Regions from separate parts of the Homo sapiens genome. Here region 1 is linked to region 2. Evidence: chromatin contacts called from ENCODE Hi-C or POLR2A ChIA-PET data. All regions are on one chromosome and are shown on one strand. The core of a region is the stretch at or near the end of the contact, and the rest is flanking DNA. Distances in the headings are between cores, read along the strand shown. Region 1 has its middle 18 kb from the start of ARMC12. Region 2 overlaps FKBP5 (FKBP prolyl isomerase 5).

What was found. Hi-C counts contacts between places; a loop is a spot of excess contacts on that map. ChIA-PET counts read pairs that join two places held with the same protein, here RNA polymerase II (POLR2A). Pooled maps may share reads with other maps.
Region 1: a loop to region 2 is called in a pooled map, with 2.6 times the contacts of the local background. The contact joins two enhancer-like sites. A Hi-C loop is called at or near these places in 3 of 168 maps with a recorded cell type or tissue (endometrial microvascular endothelial cells, gastrocnemius medialis and posterior cingulate gyrus) and 2 of 50 pooled maps. POLR2A ChIA-PET finds 5 or more read pairs at or near these places in 13 of 52 experiments (CD4-positive, alpha-beta T cell, CD4-positive, alpha-beta memory T cell, CD8-positive, alpha-beta T cell and 9 more).

What each region holds. Positions count from the first base shown.
Region 1 is chr6:35,715,670-35,721,928 of GRCh38, forward strand. It overlaps a transcript of FKBP5 not described here. Among named protein-coding and RNA genes, the nearest start is that of ARMC12, 18 kb to the right of the region's middle. RefSeq lists enhancers at 1,830-2,395, 4,834-5,073 and a silencer at 2,783-3,077. Within about 2 kb of position 4,207, at least 28 of the 41 ENCODE cell types and tissues checked have a DNase peak (open chromatin) inside an H3K27ac peak, as active enhancers do; they include gastrocnemius medialis, where a contact is called at or near this core.
Region 2 is chr6:35,579,957-35,586,300 of GRCh38, forward strand. It overlaps FKBP5 (FKBP prolyl isomerase 5), which reads right to left. Exons shown (of 11, transcript NM_004117.4): 9 at 80-265. Among named protein-coding and RNA genes, the nearest start is that of LINC03135, 39 kb to the left of the region's middle. RefSeq lists a silencer at 1,922-2,122. Within about 2 kb of position 4,060, at least 9 of the 41 ENCODE cell types and tissues checked have a DNase peak (open chromatin) inside an H3K27ac peak, as active enhancers do; they include gastrocnemius medialis, where a contact is called at or near this core.

The sequences.
Region 1 (6,259 bases), core at 2,957-5,456, 140 kb after region 2:
TGCAGCTGGGGGCAGGCTGCGAGTTGCATGCTGTGCATGGCCGGCTGGCTGTGCCATGCCAGGCATTTGGGTTTCCAATCTGATGGTAATGGGGAGCCTGTAAAGGGCTCTAAGTTACAGATGAGCCGTGTGTTTGTGGCAGATCATTCTGGCATCCATGTGGAGGATGGAGAGAGGAGGATGGTATAAACCTGAAGATGGGATCCTTCCAGCCCCTGTGCCATTAGAAACCCTGGGAGGGAAGTGGTGAGAAATGCCAAGGCAGTGGTGGTGAGGCCTTAAGGAGGGATTGGATGGAAAGGATAGGGCAAGAATAACCCATGCGATATGAGGACTGATTGGATGAGGTAGGGGAGGGCAGAATCTAGGGTGGCCCGAAAGTTTCTGTCATGCAACATTAGTTACCAAGATAGGGGAGACAGGTGGGGGCAATGGCTCGCATCTGTAATCCCAGCAACTCAAGACGCCGAGGTAGGAGGATTGCTTGAGGCCAGGAGTTCGAGCCCAGCCTGGGCACTGTAGGGAGACCTCGTTTCTAAAAACATTTCTAAAAATTAGCCGGGTATGGTGGCACACACCCATAGTCCTAGGTACTCAAGAGGCCAAGGTGGGAGAATCACTTGAGCCCAGGAGTCCAAGGTTGCAGTGAGCTACGATTGTGCCACCGCACTCGTCTAGGCAACAGAAATCCTGACTCTAAAATAAAAACAAAATAGGGAAGACAACAGGAAGATCAGGCAGGTGGCAGTGTCTGTATGCTCTGGGAGGGGTGGGCAGAGGTGATGGCCTCAGTGTGCAGCACGGTGTTTGAGATTCATTCTCGGGAGTTCTTCTGCCTATGTGATGTTCCCCAGTCTCTCACACCAAGACACACACACTCTTAGAAGACAGTTACCGTGTCTTATGATTTCTGTGCCACCCCTCACCCTTCCTACCTGCCCCAACCCATCCCAGGCACATGCTCTGTACTCAGTGACTGCCGCTGAATTGGATTTAATGGAATCCAAGCTTCCTCCCTACCCAACTCTTGAGATCTGGTAATTGGGTCGCAAACATTACCCCCTGCTTGGCTGGTCTCTGGATTCCTGCTGTGCTGCCCTGGAGGAGTCTGGGAGAAGCCACCCTTCTGTTGAAGAGGGCTAGACTGCCTGGGACCCTGCTGCCAGTCCCAAAGCTGCCACATCAACCTTGGGATTGAGCCCTCTTCTAAGACTTTCCCACCTCCCCACAGGGGAGAGCATGGGCATGGGGCATCTGCAGCAATGGGAAGAATGGATGGGCTAGAGGGAGGAGTGTGGCAGTGAGAGCAAAGACCAGCCTCGTGTTTACTGGTCTCACCAAACCTCAGCTCCTTGGAGACCTTTGTTCCTAGAAGTGATGGAATCCTTACCCCACCCCCCGCCATCCCTATTCCTGCCAGGCACCCAAACAAGGTGCTGTCCCAGAGTAAACCCACAGCTCTTGAGCTTTTTCTCATTCCCACAGGGCCATCAGTAGGAAAAATTAATAGAAAAGATTCCAGTTGGATACAAAGCCAGAGGCAGCTGGGAACCAACAACTGAGCCCACATTTCCCCTACAGTGTCCTCAGCTCAAGGCATGTGAGCTGGGCTTGCCTGAGAGCTGAGGGTGGAGAGGAGCCTCCTATCATGAGAGAGCGTGTGAGAGTGTGTGCCTGTGCGCCCATGTGTGTGCACACGTGTGCCTGTGTGCCCATGTATTCATGTATGTGTGAGTGTGTGCTCCATGTGCACGTGTGTTTGTGGGGCTACATGCCCATGTATGCATCTGTGTGTATGCACGCATGTGTCCACATCTGTGTTGCCCATTACATGCCCACGTGCATGTCTGTGTGCACCCTGTGTGTATGTGCAATGAATGTGCACCTGTGGCAATGCACACCCATGGGAGGGGCAGGGGAGCTGTGGGAGCGTGGGGGACATTTTTGCAAACTCGGTGTTGTGGGCAGGCAGGTAGGAGTGGGTCTGGACATGGCTGTGGGAACAGGAGTCATGTGTTTGTGGTGGAAGGAGGATTTCTGCCCGGGTGTTTGTGAATGAGGACTGGACGACTGAGGTGGGGCAGCTGTGCTTCTGGCTGAGGCCCCGCCGTCTCATCCTTCCTGGGGTCACCTCCCAGGGCAGCCACCTTTGCCAGAAGTGCCCAGGTTTGATGCTCCAGCCTGGGCTGGCATGGCCAGCAGAAAGCACAATGTCTTGGAGGCCCAGCAGAAGGAAGACATCAGTCTCTGAACATTGAAAAGGGGCAGGTGAAAGTGTAGGGCGGGAGGAATAAGTCCCTTCGATTCCTCCAACGGTGGCTGGCAAAACAGACCCCATCTCCCTGGAAGGCTGTGCCCTAGGATGGGAGGGTTGCAAAATGGAGGCAGCTCTGTCTCTGTTCTAGTAGTGGAGACCTGGATGACACCACTCCCCAGATGTCCAAGGACTGGGGGGCCTCTGGGGGCGGCATTTGAATTAGGCCATAAACGATTAGGAGAATGTCAGAGGAAGGAAGTGGTAGGGGAAAGGGGGCATTCCAGGCGGCAGAAACAACTCGAGCAAAGGCACAGAGGCGGGAAAATGCAGGGTGTGCTCGCGAGAGCCAGAGGTCCTCTGCAAGCTGCCTCCCGCATGTTCATGGAAGAAAGCTGAGGCCCAGAGAGAGGAAGTGTTTCTAAGACCTAGCAGTAGAAATGAGGTCCTCTTACTCCAGGTCAGTGATTTTTGTCACCCTAAAAAGCTTGCAGGAGGGAACACCGGGGAATCGGCTGTTGGTTTGGTTTCCTTTGCTTTCTTATCCCCATCTAGGGCTGAATCAGGGATCCCTGTTCTTTGCCTTCCTCTGCCAGCAGCTAGCTGTGTGATTCTGAATAAGTCACTTCCCCTCTTTGGGCCCCTCATCTCCAATACAAAGGAGGTATAAGGCCCGGCCTCACCTGGGAATCCCAATTCGGACTCCATAGCAAGCTAAAATGTGGCTTAGTTATTCTCCTATCCTCAGCACCTAGCAGAATCTACAGCACAACACAGGTGCTCAAATAACTGTTTTTGAATGAAGAAAGGAAGGAAAGAATGAAAAGCATCATGACTCTTCCTTAGCACTCTACTTTGACAGCCTCAGCCTCTCCCCTCCCCAGGCAGGACAAAGGATACAGGAGTTCCAAACCTTGAAGAGGAAGGCAAGAAAAACAAATAATCTAACTACACAGGGGCCCTAAACTCTGCCTCTGGGTAGATGCCCCTGAGAGAACCTTTCCTTGCAGCCTTGGCCTTGCTGAAACTGTGCAGTGGGGAGGGCCTGGAGGAGGGGCAGGGACCTCTAGCAGAACAGGAGGCAGCTGGGCCTGAGCCACAGCTGGCCCTCCCCTTGCCCCCTCCCAACTCACAGCCTCTCTGCTCCAAGAAGTGTCCCAAGCCCTCTGGTCCCAACCCTGAGGGGTTGGGCTGGGTCTGAAACCTCCTGTTTCCCAGCCAATGATACCTTCATTTTTTCCAGTTCCAGTAACCCCTTTTTTGAGGCCTCCCTTTCATGTTAAGAACTTTATTGCTCATTTCCCTCTTCTATGACAGCAGCTGTATTTCTTTTAACTTTGTAAAACACACACATGATCTATGGTGATAGAAATCAGAATCAGTTGCCTCTGCGGTAGAGACTGACTGGAAGGGGGCACGAAGGAATTTGGAGGTGGTGAAAATGTCTGAAATCTTGATCTAGGTGATGGTTACATGGGCAGATATATTTGTCAAAATTCATCAGGCTGTACACTTAAGATCTGTGCATTTTACTGGATGTGGAATGTATGTACATTATACCTCATAAAGTACTGCTAGCATCTAAAAGATACACATACAGAAAAATACACGGAACGGACATGCTCAGTTTAATGAATTATTTAGCCAGCGCCTGTGAAACACCACCCACAATGCCTGGTGCCCCTGTGTAGTCCACAGAGCCTGGCTATAACCAAGCAGTTTCCCAGGGACACCAACACCCACAGACAGGGCACCTCGACTCCAGACACCATGTGCCTCTTGCTTCCCGGATTCATGGAAACACAGAGACCAGGGATGGGGCAGAGCCCACAGGCTTTGGAACCTAGAATTTCCCATCAGTTCAACCCCAAGCTTGACTGCAACTCCCATTCTAGTGAATTGAAGGAACAGAAAACACACCATTTCCCCTTTCTGGGAGGGGGGTTTCCGTACCCGGCCTCCTCCAGTGAGTCTTGGCTGAGGGGTGGGGGTTGTCCCTAGTTAAAGTCAAGGAGAACTGTGCCTTCCCTGCATCCCTGCTAAAAATAACCCCAGGCAGTGTTGCTGCCACTGAGCAGCAGGAAGGACAGAGTCATGTTTTGCTTTAAAACTAGAAGCAGCTCGGCAGTTGGGGGCTAGGGCGGGGTGGGAGAGCAGGCTAGGGATCTGAGAACCCTGGCTGTGCTCCGTGCACCCCCACCCCCAGCTGCAGCTGGTCTTCCGGGGGTGCCTGAGAGGGGTGTGTGTATGTTAGTGCGTGCACGCGCATGTGTGGTGACAGGGCCTCCCAGCAGCAGAGCAGGGAGCCAGGGAAGCCTGGGAATGGGTGGGGAGGGGTCTCTGTCCTGATAACTGGAGCATGCAGCTGGAGGGCCAGGCGTCACGTACTCCATGGGGTCCCTACCTCCTCTGAGAAGCGTTCTGTCCCTGCAGCCCACACCAGGCTCCCTGGGGGTCGGAGAGTCTAGCCTTCTGCAGCGTGGCTGCCTGCCCCTCGGGGGCTCCTTGCACACACAGGGCTGGGGATTGTCGCTTCGTAGTCCCTGTCTCTGTCTGGCTTCCGCTCTGCCCAAAGAGAATGTGAGGTCCTCAAGGGTGGGCGCAGTCCGGCAGCGAGGAATTTCCCTGGAAACAGGAAGTACAAGATGTGTCAATGCAGGATCCTAGCAGAGGAGTGACAGGCTGAGTAAAGGGAAGGGAAGAGGCCCTCCTGGCTGCTCACTCTTGCTCTCTCCTCCCACTACTCCCCTGCCTGTCTCATGCATCAGAGGCCTCACATTGTTGGTCTCTCTTTCTCTGTGCATGTCTTGGGTCCCCAGCTCCTTGGAGCCACGATCATCCTGCAGTTGGCCTCCATTTTCCAAGGTAACAATAAAGAAGAATCACCATTAATTTCACAGGTACCCCATTCCGGGCACTGTGCTGACCCTGATGTGGATGATCTCATTTAATCCTCCCAGCAAGCCTGTGATATTGGAATGATTACAATTACTCCTTATTTACAAATTAGGAAACTGAGGCTTAAAGTGGTAAAGTGCTAGTCTAGGATCCCACTGGTAGTACATGAAAAAGGCAAGGCTTGAAGTCATGATATGGAACACAGAGCATGTCCAAGATGACTGTCCAGAAGACAATAAGAATTTTAGGGCCGGGCACGGTGGCTCACACCTGTAATCCCAGCATTTTGGGAGGCTGAGGCGGGTGGATCACCTGAGGTCAGGAGTTTGAGACCACGCTGGCCAACATGGTGAAACCCCGTCTCTACTAAAAATACAAAAATTAGCCAGGCATGGTGGCAGGCGCCTGTAATCTCAGCTACTTGGGAGGCCGAGGCAGGAAAATTGCTTGAACTCGAGAGGTGGAGGTTGCAGTGAGCTGGGATCATGCCACTGCACTCACAGCCACAGAGCGAGACTCTGTCTCCAAAAAAAAAAAGAATTTTAGAAATTTGACCATTCTAGATAATTTAGGACACATGGTTGCTGAACTTGATTTTTTTATTTAAAAAACACACATATACACACACCCCAAAATAGTGGCTTTTTTTTTTAGATGGAGTTTCCCTCTTATTGCCCAGGCTGGAGTGCAATGGCATGCTTTCGGCTCACCACAACCTCCGCCTCCCGGGTTCAAATGATTCTCCTGCCTCAGCCTCCCGAGCAGCTGGGACCACAGCCATGCGCTACCACGCCCGGCTAATTTGTATTTTTAGTAGAGACGGGATTTCTCCATGTTGGTCAGGCTGGTCTTGAACTCCTGACCTCAGGTGATCTGCCCGCCTCGGCCTCCCAAAGTGCTGGGATTACAGGCATGAGCCACCATGCCCAGCCGACAATAGTGGCTTTACAGCCAAAATGCGTACTCCCAGTTGTGATTTTGACCAAGAAACTAACCTTCCTGACCAAGCCTCAGTTTCCATCTCTACAAAATGGGTGTAATAATCCTTGCAGAGGATTACTGGAGAGTAGTGGATTTGAACTCAGCCTTTTTTCTAAACCTGGAAAA
Region 2 (6,344 bases), core at 2,810-5,309:
GCTGAGAGGAAGCAAAAGACAGAGATGGAGAAAAGATCTGGAGTATCTAAAGTCCATCTCACAGGAGACACGATGTTACCTTGTCACAGCATTCAACAGCTTTGGTGTATTCTCTAAGCTTCAGGTAGCACATGGCCAGGTTCAGAAAGGCAGCAAGGAGAAATGATTCAGAAGCTTTCGATTCCTTTTCTGATAAACCATATTCCATCTCTAACCAGGACACTATCTTCCCATACTGAATCACCGCCTGCATGTATTTGCCTCCCTAGGATAAAAAAGCGTCATTACTTGTACTCAGCTCTTGAGGGGGTACAAAAGAAAAGCAAATCCTCAAAGTGAAGCAACCCCTCCAGCAAACCCTGGTACAGCTGGTTTCTTTCTTTCCTTCTGGAGATGGCTCTCCAGGTACCTTTCCCACTCCCTTGGAGGCCTCGATGGCCTGTGGGCTGGTTTGGGGCAGTGCCTGAGCACTGCCTAGTGCTGCTCTGCAGCATTTCCATCCGTCCCTTCAGCAGGTGTAGTACAGCAAGGCTTCTGGGCTATGTTCTTTGGTGCTAATATTCTTTAGTCTTTTTTTTTTTTTTTTTTTTTTTTTTTTTTGAGACACAGTCTCGCACTGTCTCCAGGGCTGGAGTGCAATGGCGCCATCTCAGCTCACTGCAACCTCCGCCTCCCGGGTTCCAGCGATTCTCCTGCCTCAGCCTCCCGAGTAGCTGGGGACTACAGGTGGCCGCCACCAAGCCCAGCTATTTTTTTTTGTATTTTTAGTAGAGACAGCGTTTCACTATGTTGGCCAGGCTGGTCTTGAACTCCTGACCTTGTGATCCGCCTGCCTTGGCCTCCCAAAGTGCTGGGATTACAGGCATGAGCCACCACACCTGGCCTATTCTTTAGTCTTTCAAAAGGATTGTGAGCAGTTTTAGACTATGCCACTAAAAAAATGAAAAGGAAGTTACTTTTCTTTTCAGCACTTCACAGCAAATATTACATTCTGGCAAGTGCTAGTTCCAAACACAGCCAATCCTATTTGAACCAGTCTCTGTTGCAACTACTAAATTCTTATCATTTGTAGTGCAAAAGCTGCTCTAGACAGTATGTAAATCAATGGGTGCAGCTGTGTTTCAGTTAAACTGTACTTACAAAAACAGGCAGGGACCAGATTTGGCCAGCAAACTGTAGTTTGCTGACCCCTGATCTATAGGCAATGGGAATATGAATAGTTGGATAGTAGCATACAACATAAATAACAACTATAAAACAATATACATCAGAAAGGTCTGTCAGTTATATATAATATATATAAATATAAACATATATAATATATATATAATATATATATATATACATGCTCATATGAGAAACGCTGGGGGCTGAGCACAGTGGCTCATACCTGTAATCCCAGCACTTTGGAGGCCGAGACAGGTGGATCACCTGAGGTCAGGAGTTCGAGACCAGCCTGGCCGTCTCTACTAAAAATACAAAAATGAGCCAGGCATGGTGGCATATGCCTGTAATCCCGGCTACTTAGGAGGCTGAGGCAGGAGAACTGCTTGAACCTAAGAGGCAGAGGTTGCAGTGAGCCAAGATCATGCCACTGCACTCCAGCCTGGGTGACAGAGCGAGACTCCTCAAAAACAAAACAAAACAAAACAAAACAAAACAAAACCCCTCCAGGGCTGAGACAATGTGTCCACTGTGATTTTAAGGTAAATGAAAGCACTGGGGAATCGCTGGTAAATACGCAAATAGAAACAGGAGTACAAGTGGGGATTCTCCTTTGAGGAGGTGATAAGCTCAAAACCACAGATGATACATCCTGCCAGATGGCAGAGGAGCAGCCAGACCTATTAGGACATTAAATTCAATGCCTGACCAACAGTGTTAAGACCATGTTACTAGGATTTACCACAGCCCAAGCAGCGCGTACATCTCACTGCCGAGTTGTCTCTCCCCACAAATACTCCAACCCTCACCCAAGGAGTCTGAGTAAGAGAAAAACCATAGAGCAGGTCTAAGAGGACATGCCTGTGATACAGGACTTCAAGTGGGTGATGTAAGAAACGAGCTCTGCCTGTAGAAAGGAAGCCCTGGTGTGGATTTTCTGGTGATGAAGATGGGGCAGACCTGTTCCAGCTGGAGGGCCTGGGTGTGAATGAGGGCCAGGCTACATCCCTCGAACATCCTTCTTCCCAAGTCACTCACTTAGGAGAGGGAAGACTGGCACTAAAATCAAAGTCTGTCACCCTCTCTGCCTCAGAAGTGTGTGATACAGGTCATTCATAAGAACACGAAACCAGGGCATTTTATTTTAAATGCTGAAATTCTTGAGGAAATTAGATTTGCTATGGACTGAATTGTGTCCCCCATCCTAAATTCCTATGTTGAAGCCCTCACCCCGAATGTGATATTTGCAGATGGAGCATTTGGGGAGGGAATTAGGTTAGATGTGGTCATGAGGGTGGGGCCTCATGATGGGATTAGAGCCTTTATAAGAAGAAACTCGGGTGCTTGCTGCCCTCTGCCCTCTCTCCACTCACATGCATGTGGAAAGGCCATGTGAGAACACAGCAAGAAGGGAGCTACAAGGAACCAGAGGAGAGGCCCTCCCCAGACACTGATCCTGCTAACACCTTGATCTGGGACTTACAGTCTCCAGAAGTAAATTCCTGTTGTTGAAGCCACCCAGTGTATGGTATTTTACTGTGGCAGCCCAAGCTAAGACAATACTTAAATTTTGTCATAGTCTTAGGCCTACCACTCCTTTTTTGGATGCTACAAAAAAAAAAGAATAAAGTCCTCACCAGTTTCAGGTCGGCATTTTCTTTCTGTCACTGCCTTTTCTCTTGCTGGTCTTTGAGGACAGGCAGCATTGTCCTCTCCCTTTTGGAATATTCAGGGTTTAGCACCAAGAGGTCTTTAATAAAGGTTTGTTGAGTAAATATTGAAATCAAAGGAATGTAAATATGGAATCAAGACTTTTTCTAAAGTGGTGTGGTGGCTCACGCCTATAGTCCCAGCACTTTGGGAAGCTGAGGCAGGAGGATCTCTTAAGTCCAGGAGTTCGAAGCTGCAGTTAGCTATGCTTGTGCCACTGCACTCCAGCCTGGGTGACAGAGTAAGACCCTCTCTCTCTAAAAACAATACCAACAACAAAACCTTTTGCTATCATTGGGAGCAAAAAATGTGTGGGTGGAAATGAAAAGTGTTGTTTCACTGAGATGAGATAGGAAGGACAGGCATTTCCCCTGTCATGCCTCATTTCTTCATCCTCTCTCCTCCTCCCTCTCTAATGCATTGATTAACTTAACTTTTCTGATTATCTCCTAATATATTGTATAGGGAAAGAAAAGAAGAGCCAGGGAGGACAAAAACCTAGATCTTAACATTTCAATAAGTTCTGAATAATCAGAATGGTAGAAGGCCATGGTAAAACAAAACAAAACACAAAAAACAGGTATTAGACTTCTTAATAGTTCCTTCACATAGGGCATTTTAATTTTTTGAAAGCTCTTGCATATATATCATGTAACTTTATTTAGACTTCAACTTCCAATTAGCGAAAAGTCTGTCTTGTACTCCCTGCTTCTGAGGTACTAAAGCAGTTCTCAACTGGGGGGTGATTTTGCCCCCCAGGGAACACCTGGCAGGTCTGGAGGCATTTTTAGTTGTCATAACTGGGTAGGATGCTACTGGCATCTAATGGGCAGAGGCCAGGAATGCTGCTAAATATTCTACAATGCACAAGACAGCCCCACACAATCAAGAATTATCCCACTCCAAATGTTGATAGTACTGAGGTTGAAAAATTCTGCACTAAAGGAAAGAGATGAAAGACAGGGTGGACTCTTCTTAGGAATTTTTTTTAAAACATCAAATCCTAGAGTCATAAACGGCTTGTTTCTAAATCACATTACTGGTATCTTGGAACAGCAAGGGTGGTGAAAATATAGCAAAGCCCGATTTATCTGAAGAGTTTAGAGGTTGAACAATTCTCCTCAACTAGTTTGTTTTAGAAATGCTTTCTTCCCAGGAGAAGCACAAGGGGGCGCAAGAATCCCACATCACTTCAGTGTTCTTAGCCTTCTTGCCACTCTGCTGCCAAGTCAGAAAAAAGAAAAACACTGACCAGGTGTGAGTTAATGCTCCTGTCCTGCAGAACACTGTCAGCTATGAGGGCAAAAATCGTGTCTGTTTAACTCGCTTGCACAATGCCTGGCTTAATATTATGCTGTTACCTGTACTTAATAATTATTTTCAGAGCCAAATAGAGTTCTCTATTTTTCTTCTCTTTAGTATTCAGAGGTTGAAATGAGGACTTTACATCTTCAATGGCAAAATCATTCCCACTTAAAAGCTGAGTACAATTCAATCCTACTCAGGAGAGAGGCTTTACCCATTTAGGTATAAACCAAACCAACAGATCAATGGAAACAGAATTCCAATATGCAGATGGCATGAAATACAGATCTTTAGTTCAGCCCATCTCTGCTCTCACCTACACATCTGGACTCTGTGCAAATGCATAACATGCCAAGTCAGACACCCTGGAAAGACAAGGCCCGGGAGGGCAGTATGGCAGATTGAAACCTGCCCTGAGTTGGGAAGGGAATATGTACAGGAAACTATCTACTAACCATTTTGAAGTTTTACAGCTAACGCTAGGACTACTGCTGGGATCTTTTACCTATAATTATAAAGGTGCCTCCAGGGAAGTTTTTAGTGGTACAAAATGTTCAGAGACATTCTGGGAGAAAAGTCTCAGGTCAGTGGTTTTGAACCTTTCATTAATTTTTCCCCAATGGACTAATGTTTTGAAAAATTTTGCCTATCAAATTCCATGTTAAAAATAATTTTTTCCATGTGTGTGACTGCTGATCCAGATTTTATCCAAAGATTGGTAATTTTAAGTAGGTTCATAATAGTATCACTCTTGCAGTTGTGATGCTGATAAGCAACAAAGTTAAGTAACTGTACAGACACTCATTGCTTTCTGCTACTGATCACTAATTCTGGCCATCTCTCTGTATATATTCAGAACACAGCTATATGACAGATGGCTTCATAACATTATTTCATTACCAATAATGTTCTCCAAAATTCTGTATCATAGCACCGATTAGAGCCTCTGAATAGCTGAGCTGTTTTACTACACTGAATCGATATAATTCTAGTCAAAGGCCAAAAGCCTCAAATCTTCCCAAACTGTTAATATTCTATTTGGAAGTATTGAGGAAATATATAAAATATAGTTAAGGATTTTTATGGACTTCGGAAATATAGAAAATACTGTTAAGGACTCACGATCTTAAGAAATTTTGTAGAAACATTTTTCCCTCTAGTGTATTATGTATTTGGATATACAAATAACCCACTTGGAATCTTACTTGAATAGTTTAGAAGTATCCAATATACCTCAATTAGAATTAAAAACAAAACAAAACCAAAAAAATAACACTTGTTCTTGAGAGTTTAGAAACTCACAGAAATTCAGGCTGGAAAGAAACTTGGGGAACATCTAACTCCCCTATTTTTCACTTGAAAATATAACCTCTTTGGACCTTAAATGACTAAATCATTTGAAGAGCAATAAAGCCCATTTTTCCCAATTCTGAGCTTATTCTATCATACCCCCATGCTTTCTGGTGATCCATAAGAGTTTAGTATACATAGTAAATAATGATAAATAACATATTTATATATTTATACTTATCTAAACCCATGATTTAAAATTTGTTTGAATACCACCCACAGTAAGAAATATGCAATCCAGTACTTACTCATACACAAGCAAAGTTTTATGCAACAAAACTGATCCTTATAACATATTGCAATACACTTCCACAAAACTGATTTCATGACCCAATATTGTCTCAGCTCAAATTCTGAAAACACATGGTGCCCTCTGGCTGTGTTAATTTTGGGTTGATTATATATTCTTACATAATTCTCTAGTTGTTTCATTTGGATTAACATTGCCACTCCTCCCTCCTGACAAGGTTGTAACTTAATAATAGCATGTCTTATAGCAGATGCCCCATAAAGACTTGTTAAAGTACACTTATGCCTCACTGCTTTATACTGCTGAAAAACATCTAATTTCTGTATTGCAGTGGCAGAAAACGAAAGAAACCTTGACAGAACTCCCATTCTCCCTCTAATTCTCATCACTAAGCCCTTTCTGCTTGACATGGAGAAGGCATATATTTGGGGTGGGGAAGCAATGGGTAGAACACTGATTAAAACAGAATGAAGGGCGGTTTCTTTTTTTCTTACATCTAGAGGTTTAAGATCTAAGTGAGAAAATATCACACTCCTAGTTGCTCCAAGAAGGGTTTCTGAGAAGC